5 separate regions of the Homo sapiens genome follow, and all the other regions are linked to region 4. Evidence: chromatin contacts called from ENCODE Hi-C or POLR2A ChIA-PET data. All regions are on one chromosome and are shown on one strand. Each heading gives the region's core, a stretch centred on a gene start or an enhancer-like site at or near the end of the contact. The rest is flanking DNA. Distances are from core to core; before and after follow the strand shown.

What was found. A loop is a pair of places that touch in the nucleus more often than their neighbours do. ChIA-PET counts read pairs that join two places held with the same protein, here RNA polymerase II (POLR2A). Pooled maps may share reads with other maps.
Region 1: a map of sciatic nerve shows a loop between it and region 4 (17-fold over the local background). The contact joins two enhancer-like sites. A Hi-C loop is called at or near these places in 1 of 168 maps with a recorded cell type or tissue (sciatic nerve). POLR2A ChIA-PET finds 5 or more read pairs at or near these places in 1 of 52 experiments (naive thymus-derived CD4-positive, alpha-beta T cell).
Region 2: a map with no recorded cell type shows a loop between it and region 4 (12-fold over the local background). The contact joins two enhancer-like sites. A Hi-C loop is called at or near these places in 2 of 37 single-sample maps with no recorded cell type and 5 of 50 pooled maps.
Region 3: a pooled map shows a loop between it and region 4 (5-fold over the local background). The contact joins the promoter of TP53 here to the enhancer-like site in region 4. A Hi-C loop is called at or near these places in 1 of 37 single-sample maps with no recorded cell type and 2 of 50 pooled maps. POLR2A ChIA-PET finds 5 or more read pairs at or near these places in 1 of 52 experiments (activated B cell).
Region 5: a pooled map shows a loop between it and region 4 (5-fold over the local background). The contact joins the promoter of NAA38 here to the enhancer-like site in region 4. A Hi-C loop is called at or near these places in 4 of 37 single-sample maps with no recorded cell type and 4 of 50 pooled maps. POLR2A ChIA-PET finds 5 or more read pairs at or near these places in 1 of 52 experiments (A549).

Annotation. Positions count from the first base shown.
Region 1 is chr17:7,802,768-7,805,467 of GRCh38, reverse strand. It overlaps DNAH2 (dynein axonemal heavy chain 2), which reads right to left. Exons shown (of 86, transcript NM_020877.5): 59 at 1,002-1,212; 60 at 394-510; 61 at 75-216. Among named protein-coding and RNA genes, the nearest start is that of KDM6B, 30 kb to the left of the region's middle. Within about 2 kb of position 1,352, at least 3 of the 41 ENCODE cell types and tissues checked have a DNase peak (open chromatin) inside an H3K27ac peak, as active enhancers do.
Region 2 is chr17:10,041,447-10,044,146 of GRCh38, reverse strand. The region is part of intron 1 of GAS7 (growth arrest specific 7); the gene reads left to right. Among named protein-coding and RNA genes, the nearest start is that of RCVRN, 140 kb to the right of the region's middle. Within about 2 kb of position 1,406, at least 5 of the 41 ENCODE cell types and tissues checked have a DNase peak (open chromatin) inside an H3K27ac peak, as active enhancers do.
Region 3 is chr17:7,686,043-7,688,742 of GRCh38, reverse strand. It overlaps TP53 (tumor protein p53), which reads left to right and starts at 1,253. Exons shown (of 11, transcript NM_000546.6): 1 at 1,253-1,366. WRAP53 (WD repeat containing antisense to TP53) reads right to left here and starts at 266. Exons shown (of 11, transcript NM_001143992.2): 1 at 182-266; 2 at 1-95. The coding sequence starts at 94. RefSeq lists enhancers at 315-364, 1,163-2,362, 2,323-2,372, 1,836-2,383, 2,403-2,532.
Region 4 is chr17:8,857,432-8,860,131 of GRCh38, reverse strand. All of the region lies in intron 1 of PIK3R6 (phosphoinositide-3-kinase regulatory subunit 6), which reads left to right. Among named protein-coding and RNA genes, the nearest start is that of PIK3R6, 8.9 kb to the left of the region's middle. RefSeq lists an enhancer at 433-692. Within about 2 kb of position 1,416, at least 8 of the 41 ENCODE cell types and tissues checked have a DNase peak (open chromatin) inside an H3K27ac peak, as active enhancers do.
Region 5 is chr17:7,856,243-7,858,942 of GRCh38, reverse strand. It overlaps NAA38 (N-alpha-acetyltransferase 38, NatC auxiliary subunit), which reads left to right and starts at 1,384. Exons shown (of 3, transcript NM_001320925.4): 1 at 1,384-1,560; 2 at 1,745-1,928; 3 at 2,100-2,258. The coding sequence starts at 1,480. The coding sequence ends at 2,212. CYB5D1 (cytochrome b5 domain containing 1) reads right to left here and starts at 940. Exons shown (of 4, transcript NM_144607.6): 1 at 649-940; 2 at 464-540; 3 at 119-337. The coding sequence starts at 808. RefSeq lists enhancers at 1-824, 630-849, 1,178-1,472, 1,200-1,569, 825-1,687 and 2 more.

The DNA.
Region 1 (2,700 bases), core at 103-2,602, 1.1 Mb after region 4:
GTGTCTGCTGCACAGCCGACGATCAATAAACACTGGGTGAGTGGAAGTCATTGATTTCATTGTCTCTAGCTTACCTAGCTGCCTCTTGGCCTCTGCCCATGTGGGCTCGTTGCCTCGAAGAATCATAACTGCCTGCATCACTATCTCCACTTGGGCTGGGGGCCGTCCATAAGACTTGATCTCTCCTATATCCTTCTTGTTCAGAGACTCCAGGGCCTGGGGGAAAAGGGGATAAAGTGAGGGTAAGACAGGACCTTCTGGAGACAGAACCTAGCTGAGGTGCCACCTCTTCTTCCCACTTCCCCAGAGTCTTTGAGGACAAAGAAGACTGGCCCATTCCCTTCCCCGGGGCCTCGCGTTCCTGGCTCCCATCCTTGCACCCGCCCCTGGTACCCGCATGGCCTCTTCCAGGGCGGGCAGTGCCTCTTCTAGATCTTTCTGGGCATTGTCAGCCAGTGCCTGACACTTGATTTCCTCAACTGCAATCTTTTCACTGTTGGCTGTTACGGCCTAGGGATGAAAAAAGGACAAGGGTTTTTTGTCTTTGCCTTGGGCAAAGGTGGGAGTGACGGTGTTGGTGGAAAAGATGAAAGAGAAAGCTAAAGAATTTTTTTTTTTTTTTGAGATGGAGTCTAGCTCTTTCGCCCAGGCTGGAGTGCAGTGGTGCAATCTCAGTTCACTGCAACCTCCGCCCCCAGGGTTTAAGCGATTCTCCTGCCTCAGCCTCCCGAGTAGCTGGGATTACAGGCACCCGCCACCACGCCCAGCTAATCTTTGTATTTTTAGTAGAGACAGGGTTTCACCATGTTGGCCAAGTTGGTCTCGAACTCCTGACCTCAGGTGATCCTCCTGCCTCAGCCTCCCAAAGTGCTGGGATTACAGGCGTGAGCCACTGCACCCAGTCACTAAAGAAAATTTAAGAAGGGGGGAACATGGGTTCCCTGACGCAGTAGCCGGCACTGGTGGGAGTGGGGCACGGGGGGTGGGCGTGGGCCCTGGACCTTCTGCTGCTCATCTGCCTCCCGCTTCTGCTGCACAATGATGACCAGGTACTCCTCACACTGCTTCTGGAACTCAGCCACCTTCTTCTTGGCATCCTCCAGCTCCAACGACATCACTTGCACCTTTTCCCTAGTTTCGTCGATCTTGAACAAGCCTGTCCGCAGTTTATTGGCTTGGGCCAGCAGCTCCTGCCGTTTTTCTCCCAGCAACCTGGGGGAAAGAATAGGACAGGGTGTGGAGAGGCGGGGCTTCCGGAAAGCGCGGTGTCCTGTAAGGTCCACCTTCCCCGTGTGTCTCGAGTCCGCCTTCCTTTCTGTTGCCACCAACACTACCCCCACCATCCTGGTCGGGATTCTATCACTTCCTGCCTGGGTCATTGCCAACAGCTTCCCAAGGGCTCTTCTTGATTTCAGGCTCTCATTCCTCTGGTTTGTTCTACACACCACTACCAGAATCAGCTTGTTAAACAGTCTCCATCACACCACCTCCCCTACATGAGAATCTTCCTCTGTTTCCCACTGTGGAACAGGCAGGTGGGCTGGCCCAGGGCAGGCAGCCGTCCCTCAGCTCCAGCCTGGTTTTTTTTCCCTATGGGAATGAATGTGGGCCCAGTATTGCAACAATTTATTGCTCTCTCTCTCTCTTTCTTTTTTTGTAGAGATGGCGTCTTGTTATTTTGCCCAGGCTGGTCTCAAACTCCTGACCTCAAGTGATCCTCCCACCTCAGCCTCCCAACGTGCTGGGATTACAGGCATGAGCCACTGCACCTGCCCCACAATTTCTGATTTTTTTTTTTGAGACGGAGTCTCGATCTGTCACCCAGGCTGGAGTGCAATGATGCAATCTCAGCTCACTGCAACCTCCACCTCCCGGGTTCAAATGATTCTCCCGCCTCAGCCTCCCCAGTAGCTGGCATTACAGGCACCCGCCATCATGCCTGGCTAATTTTTGTATTTTTGTAGAGACAGGGTTTCACCATGTTGGCCAGGCTGTTCTTGAACTCCTGACCTCAAGTGATCGGCCCACCTTGGCCTCCCAAAGTGCTGGGATTACAGGCGTGAGTCACCGTGCCCAGCCTTATTTGTATCTTTTAAAATATCCTTTGCAATAAATCAGCAATAGTAGGTGAAGTGTTTCCTGAGTTCTGTGAGCCACTCTAGCAAATTAACTGAACCTGACAAGGGGGTGGTGGGAACCCTTGATTTATAACCGGCCAGGCAGAAACACAGGTAAAACACTGGGCTTTCGGTTAGCATCAGAAGCGGCGGGTGTATTGTGGGACTGAGCCCTCCACCTGTGCGATCTGACTCTAACTCCAGGTAGACCATTTCAGACTTGAGTTATATCATAGGACACCCAGCCAGTGTCCCCTGGAGAACTGCTTGGGTGGGGAAAATCCCCACCACATCTGGTGTCAGAAGTGAAGTACAGCCAGCCTTCCGTATCCACATCCGTGGATTCAACCAACAGAGGATCAAAAATATTTGAAAAAAGTCTGGGCACGGTGGCTCATGCCTGTAATCCCAGCACTTTGGGAGGCCAAGGCCGGAGGATCACCTGAGGTCAGGAGTTCAAGAACAGCCTGGCCAACATGGTGAAACCCTGTCTCTACTAAAAATACAAAAAAAAAAAAAAATAGCTGGGCATGGTGGCGCGTGCCTGTAATCCCAGCTACTAGGTAGGCTGAGGCAGGAGAGT
Region 2 (2,700 bases), core at 157-2,656, 1.2 Mb before region 4:
TGAAAGCATTCCCCAGAAGCAGAGAAAAGTCCTGACATTACAAGAAAAAGTTCAATTGCTTGTCAGGTACCGTAGACTGACGTCTGCAGCTGCTGCTGCCACCATTTCAAAGGTTTCATCTTTTAAACAGATGATGTAAACTTATGGCATCAGTAAATACAGTACAGTACTGTAGGTGTATTTTCTCTTTCTTATGATTTTATTTATTTATTTAGAGACAGGGTCTCACTCTGTTGCCCAGGCTGGAGTGCAGTGGAGCAATCTTGGCTCACTACAGCCTCAACTTCCAGGGTTCAAGAATACTCTTGCCTCAGTCTGCCTAGTAGCTGGGTCTACAGGCATGCACCATGCCAGGTTAATTTATTTTTATTTTTTATCTTCACTTATTTTTGTAGAGATGGGCTCTCACTCACCAGACTGCCCAGGCTGGTCTCGAACTCCTGGGCTCAAGCCATCCTCCCACTTCAGCCTCCCAAGGTGTTGGGATTATAGGTGTGAGCTACTGTGCCCGGCCCCTTATGATTTTCTTAACATTTTATTTTTCTCTAGCTTACTTTAGGAATAAAGTCTGTAATATGGATAACATACAGAATACATGTTTATCAACTGTTTAGGTTATCGCTAAGGCTTCTAGTCAGCAGTAGGTTGTTAGTAGTTAACTTTTGAGGGAGTCAAAAGTTAGGTACAGATTTTCAACCACATGGGGAGATGGGGGTTAGCACCTCTAAACCCTCGTGTTGTTCAAGGGTCAGCTGTACTTATTTCTTCTTGTATCCCCCCTCTTCATTTGGTTTCTCTGCCTGATTCTCAGAACTCACATCGTTCATTCCCCATGTAGCCCCTGAGTGTTGAGCACTAGTCTGGTTAGAGGTGAAAAAGATGAAGACCTGGTTCTTGCCTTTGAAAGTCTTGGAGAGGGGCCCTGGGGGTGTTGCATGCACTAATGAAAGGCACAGGAGAGGGAGGGATTGGGCCTGAGGCATGCTGGGGGAGAATAATTCTTCTCCCACTGCTTAAGCAAGAGCATGCCCCAAGGTTCAGCTCAAGGTCCTTTCTTTCTCTGTGAACTCCTTGTCAGCCTGTAGGATCTCACCACCATCTCTGAGCAGATGCCTCCAGCTCCAGCTCCATGTGCCAAGGGCCAGACTCACCCCTACTCCCCACCGAACACTTTGAACTTGGATCCATGGTCAACAGACTCTACTGCATCCCCCTAAACTGGCTGTCACCATAGCCACATCTCTTCGAGTTACTGGTTCGAACTTCTGTCATTTCCTTCCGAATCAACTTCGCTGTCTCTCATTTCCTTATGTCCCGTCCTTTATCAAACCTTATTCTGCTTCGTACATCATGTTCCTCGGGCTCCAGTCAAGCCCTTGTTTTTTATCCCTGCTGTGAGGCAAGTTCTTTATCTTTTGGGAAGCCTCCCTGTACCATCCCAGCCAAGAGTGACCTCGCCCTCCTCTGGATTCTGAAAGCTCTTATTGTCTGCCAGCTTATCACATAGCATTTGGCACTGTTGAAGACTCCTTTGATACTTATTCCTTTTTTTTGCCCATGTTTGCGACTTAGCTTCCGAATTTTAGGAGTCAGGTCCTACATACAATACCTGCCTGCATCCCACACAGGATTCAGGAAAGGGTAGTTAGTAACTATTAGTTGGTTGATTGATCATGCAGACAGGGGGCCACGTATGGAGGAAGGGGGCGTCCCTGAGACCCTGTACCCTAGAGACTGCTTGGGCTGATGAATAATTTTTCCGTTCATGACTGTGAAGCAGTTACAAAAGTGAGTCATCACCCTACCCAGATGTGTTTTCTTATTAATTATCTTTTTTTTTTTTTTTTTTTTTTTGACGGAGTCTCGCTCTGTCACCCAGGCCGGAGTGCGGTGGCACTATCTCAGCTCACTGCAACCTCTGCCTCCCAGGTTCAAGTGATTCTACTGCCTCAGCTTCCCAAGTAGCTGGGACTACAGGCACGTGCCACCACGCCCAGCTAATTTTCGTATTTTTAATAGAGACAGGATTTCACAATATTGGCCAGGCTGGTTTTGAACTCGTGACCTCATGATCTGCCCGTCTTGGCTTCCCAACGTGCTAGGATTACAGGCATGAGCCACCGTGCTCGGCCTATTAATTATCATTTTAAGACAACCCAATTCATCCTACAGAGGACAAGGGCCTACAGCAAATAAGGCCTATTTTGGTTGACAGTTTTCAACTTGACTGAAACGAAAAAAATAATAAGAGGGTTGGTCTTATCTGATGCCGTTGAACTCAGGAAAACTCAGGTTGGTGGAAATATCATCAGTCTTTTTGCTTTGGGATCACGGATTCTCTGCTGTCTGCCGTTCGTGTGTGTGGCTTCATATGTAGCAACCTATCTATTTGCAGAGGCCACAAGGAGAGACCAGTAGCGTGTTTTTCACGGCCAACGCTAATCACTAAGGATGGTTAATAAAGGAAAACCAAAGTGACTTCTGGATTGAGATGCTAGGATGAACCCAAACAGTAAACCCTTAGAATGTATTCGTGAGTCTTCCATACTCTGAGAGATTAACTTTGGGGAATCCTAAAGAATTAAATGTCTGCAGGACTAGTGTGTTCTGCTGAGGTCAGGCCACAGCAGATCAGCCTCCTGGTTTGTAATGGCCCGGAAAGGTCCCTTGCCCTTGGCTGGGGGCCCTACTGGGATTTGC
Region 3 (2,700 bases), core at 4-2,503, 1.2 Mb after region 4:
TCGGGGAAGCGTGGGGAGAAGGATGGGCTGGAGCTGGGTCCTGGTCTGAAGGACAGCAGTCCGGAGCTAACGGTTGAGTCTCCAAAGTCTTCATACTGCAGAGGAAGCACAGCGGAGATTAGCCTCAGCCAGGATGGCTTCGAAGTTCTCAGGGATCCGACGCAGAGCTAAAGAAACCCACCTGTGCTTCCCTCCTCTTCTGGGAGTAGGCAGAAGACTCCCGGGAGGAGAGGCGAACAGCGGACGCCAATTCTTTTGAAAGCACTGTGTTCCTTAGCACCGCGGGTCGCTACGGGCCTCTTGCTGTCGCGGGATTTCGGTCCACCTTCCGATTGGGCCGCCGCATCCCGGATCAGATTTCGCGGGCGACCCACGGAACCCGCGGAGCCGGGACGTGAAAGGTTAGAAGGTTTCCCGTTCCCATCAAGCCCTAGGGCTCCTCGTGGCTGCTGGGAGTTGTAGTCTGAACGCTTCTATCTTGGCGAGAAGCGCCTACGCTCCCCCTACCGAGTCCCGCGGTAATTCTTAAAGCACCTGCACCGCCCCCCCGCCGCCTGCAGAGGGCGCAGCAGGTCTTGCACCTCTTCTGCATCTCATTCTCCAGGCTTCAGACCTGTCTCCCTCATTCAAAAAATATTTATTATCGAGCTCTTACTTGCTACCCAGCACTGATATAGGCACTCAGGAATACAACAATGAATAAGATAGTAGAAAAATTCTATATCCTCATAAGGCTTACGTTTCCATGTACTGAAAGCAATGAACAAATAAATCTTATCAGAGTGATAAGGGTTGTGAAGGAGATTAAATAAGATGGTGTGATATAAAGTATCTGGGAGAAAACGTTAGGGTGTGATATTACGGAAAGCCTTCCTAAAAAATGACATTTTAACTGATGAGAAGAAAGGATCCAGCTGAGAGCAAACGCAAAAGCTTTCTTCCTTCCACCCTTCATATTTGACACAATGCAGGATTCCTCCAAAATGATTTCCACCAATTCTGCCCTCACAGCTCTGGCTTGCAGAATTTTCCACCCCAAAATGTTAGTATCTACGGCACCAGGTCGGCGAGAATCCTGACTCTGCACCCTCCTCCCCAACTCCATTTCCTTTGCTTCCTCCGGCAGGCGGATTACTTGCCCTTACTTGTCATGGCGACTGTCCAGCTTTGTGCCAGGAGCCTCGCAGGGGTTGATGGGATTGGGGTTTTCCCCTCCCATGTGCTCAAGACTGGCGCTAAAAGTTTTGAGCTTCTCAAAAGTCTAGAGCCACCGTCCAGGGAGCAGGTAGCTGCTGGGCTCCGGGGACACTTTGCGTTCGGGCTGGGAGCGTGCTTTCCACGACGGTGACACGCTTCCCTGGATTGGGTAAGCTCCTGACTGAACTTGATGAGTCCTCTCTGAGTCACGGGCTCTCGGCTCCGTGTATTTTCAGCTCGGGAAAATCGCTGGGGCTGGGGGTGGGGCAGTGGGGACTTAGCGAGTTTGGGGGTGAGTGGGATGGAAGCTTGGCTAGAGGGATCATCATAGGAGTTGCATTGTTGGGAGACCTGGGTGTAGATGATGGGGATGTTAGGACCATCCGAACTCAAAGTTGAACGCCTAGGCAGAGGAGTGGAGCTTTGGGGAACCTTGAGCCGGCCTAAAGCGTACTTCTTTGCACATCCACCCGGTGCTGGGCGTAGGGAATCCCTGAAATAAAAGATGCACAAAGCATTGAGGTCTGAGACTTTTGGATCTCGAAACATTGAGAACTCATAGCTGTATATTTTAGAGCCCATGGCATCCTAGTGAAAACTGGGGCTCCATTCCGAAATGATCATTTGGGGGTGATCCGGGGAGCCCAAGCTGCTAAGGTCCCACAACTTCCGGACCTTTGTCCTTCCTGGAGCGATCTTTCCAGGCAGCCCCCGGCTCCGCTAGATGGAGAAAATCCAATTGAAGGCTGTCAGTCGTGGAAGTGAGAAGTGCTAAACCAGGGGTTTGCCCGCCAGGCCGAGGAGGACCGTCGCAATCTGAGAGGCCCGGCAGCCCTGTTATTGTTTGGCTCCACATTTACATTTCTGCCTCTTGCAGCAGCATTTCCGGTTTCTTTTTGCCGGAGCAGCTCACTATTCACCCGATGAGAGGGGAGGAGAGAGAGAGAAAATGTCCTTTAGGCCGGTTCCTCTTACTTGGCAGAGGGAGGCTGCTATTCTCCGCCTGCATTTCTTTTTCTGGATTACTTAGTTATGGCCTTTGCAAAGGCAGGGGTATTTGTTTTGATGCAAACCTCAATCCCTCCCCTTCTTTGAATGGTGTGCCCCACCCCGCGGGTCGCCTGCAACCTAGGCGGACGCTACCATGGCGTGAGACAGGGAGGGAAAGAAGTGTGCAGAAGGCAAGCCCGGAGGTATTTTCAAGAATGAGTATATCTCATCTTCCCGGAGGAAAAAAAAAAAGAATGGGTACGTCTGAGAATCAAATTTTGAAAGAGTGCAATGATGGGTCGTTTGATAATTTGTCGGAAAAACAATCTACCTGTTATCTAGCTTTGGGCTAGGCCATTCCAGTTCCAGACGCAGGCTGAACGTCGTGAAGCGGAAGGGGCGGGCCCGCAGGCGTCCGTGTGGTCCTCCGTGCAGCCCTCCGGCCCGAGCCGGTTCTTCCTGGTAGGAGGCGGAACTCGAATTCATTTCTCCCGCTGCCCCATCTCTTAGCTC
Region 4 (2,700 bases), core at 167-2,666:
CACTGCATAGCTATCTGTGCCTTTCAGATTTTTACCATACGCATGGTTTTTTATGTGAAAAGTGAATTTTAAAAATATACTAGACAGAGCAAAGTCTCTGAGAGTCTCTTACATGAGTCTGCGAAATGGTTAGTCTTCTTAAGCATTGTATTAGTCAGGCCACTCCAGAGGAACACAACAAATAGGATAGAGAGAGAGACTGGGAGGTGGGTGGGGAGTGGGTAGAGAACAAAAGGATGTATTAGCAGGGATTGGCTCCTGTGATTGTGGAGGCTGAGAAGTCTGTAATCCGTGGTCTGTAAACTAGAGGCCCAGGAAAGTCAGTGGTGTAATTCCAGTCTGAGTCCAAAGGCCTGAGAACCAGGGAAGATGACGGCGTCAGTCTCAGTCCAAGTCCGAAGGCTGGAGAACCAAGAGCGCTGATTTTGTCCAAGGGCAGGATGGATGTCCCAGCTGAAGCACAGAGAGCACATCTGCCCTTCCTCCTCCCTCTTCTCCTATTCAGGCCCTCAGCAGATCACGTGATGCCCACCCACATGGCTGAGGGCAGATCTTGACTCACTCCCTGCATTCAGATGCTCATCTTTCCTGGAAATAGCCTCATGGACACCTCCAGAAATAATGCTTCACCAGCCATCTGGGCCTCCCTTGGCCTGGTCAAGTTGACACATAAACCATCACAAGCATGCTGCGTGCATGGGGCGGTGAGACAGTTTCAGTGTGCTAATGGTGGGCCATAGGTGTGTGACGTCTGTTCCAGGGGTCTTGGGCAAGTACAGCCACCCTGCGGTCATTATGAGGTGACAGACTGGTAGACCACGCACCCCAGGGGGCAAGGACTATGTCTCATTCATTCATCTCTAACCTCTCAGGTCTTGTGCAATTTCTGCCCCATGGATTATGTTCTGAAGAGGCTCTTTGATTTACTCACCAACCTCAGCCACCCAAAACACTGCCAGGAACTCAGAAGACAGCCAGAGGGCCCTCTGAGCAAATAGAAGTTGCAAGTCCATGGATGGAAGTTTGATGCTCTTTTCATTGATCAGTTCTCAGGCTTTGTTTCTTCATTTTACATACAAGACAATTGCATGTGCTTATTCCGGCTTCCCAGCCTTCAGCAAACTGGCAGTTGGGTGGAGGAGCAGACACAGCCCAGGCAGGGCTGCAGCCAACACAGAAGGCACTTTGTTCAAATCAGAAAGAGGCACCCCTCTGAGTAGACAAATTACAGCAAGTTCCTCTTTGGATGGATGAATTGCAAAACCTCACCCTCCCTGCCTGAGTAAATTACAAAAAGGCCAGCAGAGCGGTGGGCTGGACTGCAGCCTCCACTCACCCACTAAGTGCAGAACACAGCTGGTGCTGCTGAAATGAGGAATCATACATGAGAAGTCAAACAGTAACAGCCACTCAATGTAGGATAGGGCTACCCTCGCCTACTGATAGCTCCTGCCATCGCCACCGTTTTATGGCACGGTGCATACAATGAGCTTCCATTGAGACTCATTGAGAAAACAGCCAGGCGCCTGGCTCACGCCTCTAATCCCAGCACTCTGGGAGGCCGAGGTGGGTGGATCACCTGAGGTCAGGAGTTCGAGACCAGCCTGGCTAACATGGCGAAACCCTGTCTCTACTAAAAATACAAAAATTAGCCAGGGGTGGCGGCGGGTGCCTGTAATTCCTAGCCTCAGGGAGGCTAAGGCAAGAGAATCGTTTGAACCCAGGAGGCGGAGGTTGCAGTGAGCCGAGATCGCGTCACTGCACTCCAGCCTGGGCGACAAGAGCAAAACTGTCTCAAAAAAAAAAAAAAAAAAAAAAAAAGATTAATTGAGAAAACATTCAGAGGCATGGTTTGGTGCTTGAAAGGGCAAGCTTTATTTCCTAAAAAATTCTTCTCATTCCTGAAACGAAGACACATTTGATGTTGATGCATTTTAAGAATGAGCTGCTTCTATTTCCATTTCCTGTCTACGTGCAAGCTCATCCCCTGGGGGCTCTTCCCCCACACTGGTGTGGTCAGCAGCCCCAAAGGACAGGAAATCGACCACAAAGGTCTCCTGTGGGAGGAGCAAGGAAGCAGCACCTGCACAAATATATAGAAACGCTGAATAAATGTTTGATGAGTGAATGCGTGAGTGAATGAAGGAATGAGCAAATGAATAGGGAGGCTTTCTGACAGTTACTGGTAAAGTTTCTTAGAATTTTACTTTCCCTTTTTTTTTTTTTTTTTTGAGACAGAGTTTCACTCTTGTTGCCCAGGCTGGTGTGCAGTGGCACGATTGCAGCTCACTGCAACCTCTGCCTCCCGGATTCAAGCGATTCTCCTGCCTCAGCCTCCCAAGTAGCTGGGATTACTGGCACCTGCCGCCACACCCAGCTAATTTTTTGTATTTTTAGTAGAGACGGGGTTTCACCATGTTAGCTAGGATGGTCTCGATCCCTGATCTTGTGATCCGCCTGCCTCAGCCTCCCAAAGGGGAATTTTACTTTCAATTAAAAATCAGCCCAGAAGCACTCTCCATTTGCCACAAAAATTCCTGGTATCTTACACTTCTCTTTTAGTCTTTATCTGTGAGATTTCTTTTCTTTCGAGGCTGCCCCGTGTTCATTATTAACCCAGGCCGCCCCAGACAGAAGTTTGTGTTCATTTTATTTCACAAAGACAGAGGGGGGTTCTGTGAGGTTTACAGAGGGGAAAGG
Region 5 (2,700 bases), core at 135-2,634, 1.0 Mb after region 4:
TAAAGGACAGAAAATACACTCCCACCGGTTATGGAAAAAATGTTGCCCTGAAGATCGGCCTGGAGATTTGCTGGGATTCCCCATTCCTTCTAACCTGCTCCTTGTCACCAGTTCTCACCTCCAGTGTGTGCTCCTGCGACGTGAGCGTGTTAATGATGCGGATGCTCCGGGTCTTGGCAGACAGCCGCCCCACCTCATAATACGACCCCTGCCACCAGGGCTTCCCAAAATCGTTGGCCCAGTCCGAACAGGGCAGCTGAGGCGGAACGTGCACAAAGCGGCCCCGCGGGGTGCAGTACCTCAGGCAGCCGGTCAGCGGATCTATGTGCTTGCGGATCTTTAAAGGAGGGTTTGGGGCGAGGGTGTCAGAGCAGCCATTAGGCTCTGGCTAGCCTCCGCCTTTCCTTCCCATCCCCGCTCTCCATTTCCTCTACCCACAATCCCAGGTTCCAGCATAACTCACGTCTCTGGTCTTTGGATCAAACCAGTGGCTGATATCCTGGCCTGCAACTTCCACGATGGGTTTCAGCAGCAGGTTCCCTTGAAAAGAGCAGCACAGCCACTGTCAATGCCAGCCCTTCGAGAACCAGGCAAACGCGCGCGTGCACACACACACACTCCGGCCCCGGCCCAACGTGTGGCCCTTACCCTTGTATTCCTGTGCCAATGACGTTAGGTCGTACACGCGTCCCAGGTAAGATACCCAGAGGTCTTCGGGCCTGTTATGTTGGGCCACCTCCGCCGGCGTGAAATAGCGACGCTGAAAATACTCCAAGTCTGGCCCAGCCACCAGGCCCCGGCGCGGCATGGCTCTTGCTCTGTCGGTCACTGGATCTCTTGGTTACTCCTTTGCTCCTCAGCACGTACTCACTACTACTACGACCTCCGTCGCGTCCGGGAGCCGAGGGGAGAGCGTTTATCCGCTGACATGGAAACCATTGTCCTTTTCCGGCCACCGTCCACTGAGATAAATATCAGGGGCGGGGTTTGGACTGCACGTGTTCACGGGAAACGTAGTATGAGTCCCGCGTGGGGCATATAAGGATCAAGTAATTGAGTTGCGCCGCTTTCAGGAGTTGCGGGGTGGGGCAGAGAACGAATACGCTCCGTTTTAATTCAGTGGCCTGGGCTACATGGGATATTTAGGACAGACTATCTCTCTGAGACAGAAAAACAAGGGAGGAGGCAGTATGAAAGAATGTATTCTCGCTAAATTCCAGTTTCTAAAGGATGTGTAAGAAACCAGAGGTAAAGGTCTCGCGATATCTTAAGACATCCGGCGTAGTACGCTTCAGTGAGCCACAGCGCTAGAGAAGTAGGAGAAGCTCGCGAGATCTGTGCCGTTGCCGAGGAGACTAGGAGGGGGAGGAGAGGGGATCTCGCGAAAGGAAAGAGGTCGGGAGCGCTCGCGAGATCTCGGACCACCCAACCTGAAAGGTGCTTAGGAAGTTGAAAGGCCCAGAGGAGGCCTCCGGGCAAATGGCCGGAGCTGGACCGACCATGCTGCTACGAGAAGAGAATGGCTGTTGCAGTCGGCGTCAGAGCAGCTCCAGTGCTGGGGTTAGCACGGGCTCTGGTTCTGGGACTGAGGGGCAGTCAAGCAGCAAGATGGAGGGGGTGGGGAACTGCAGCTCCCGGCAGCCTCTGGGCTTTGTGTGAGTGCCCCGCGGGCTGCCGGGAGCTGTGGTTCCGCGGGCGGGCAGCCTGGGCTGCGCGGTCTGAGCGCTTGTTACACCCCGCGCAGGATTCGGACGGAGAGCGCGAGGACTCGGCGGCTGAGCGCGCCCGACAGCAGCTAGAGGCGCTGCTCAACAAGACTATGCGCATTCGCATGACAGATGGACGGACACTGGTCGGCTGCTTCCTCTGCACTGACCGTGACTGCAATGTCATCCTGGGCTCGGCGCAGGAGTTCCTCAAGCCGTCGGGTCAGTGCCCGGGGAATGCACACCCGCCTGGTAATGTGGCGGAACCTTACGCAAGGCATTTCCCCTTAAGGGCCTGGCTGCAACCCTTGTTTTCTGGGGCTCGTTTTCGTGGCTCAGAGGGGCGGGACTGATTCTGGCCTACTTTCCTGATGCTCTGATCCTTCTTTCCAGATTCCTTCTCTGCCGGGGAGCCCCGTGTGCTGGGCCTGGCCATGGTACCCGGACACCACATCGTTTCCATTGAGGTGCAGAGGGAGAGTCTGACCGGGCCTCCGTATCTCTGACCACGATGGCGCTTACCTTTCAGACTTCATTAAACTTATGACCGAATGGGCCTGTGTCTGTGTGTAGCTGGGATGCCGGTGCAGGATAGCACACCCCATCCCTAGAGGAAAGGGCTCATCTGAAGTCGGGAGCACCCTCAACCCTCCTCTCCCAACCAAGATGTCCAGGGGTGCCAAAGGTTCTCTCAAGTTCAGGGGTAGAGATGGGGGGCAGGGCTGAATGACGGACCAACAGGCCCCAGGGTGGGCCCCTGCATCTTCCCTCCCACGGCTGCTGCTCCAGAATTGTGGCGGGAGGGGGTGTCATCCTGCTCCGGAAGGCCCATTGTTTCCCACCCCGGCCTGGCAACACCGAGTTCCTCTAAGCTGGGGTCAGAGAACGGGCTCAGGTCCCCAAGGGGAGCAGCGGCAGGCGGCCGAGGCTGGGCCCCTCCACTCTATTGAGGGGGAGGTGCCTGGGGTCAGGAACAGATCTCTGAGGTCTGGCC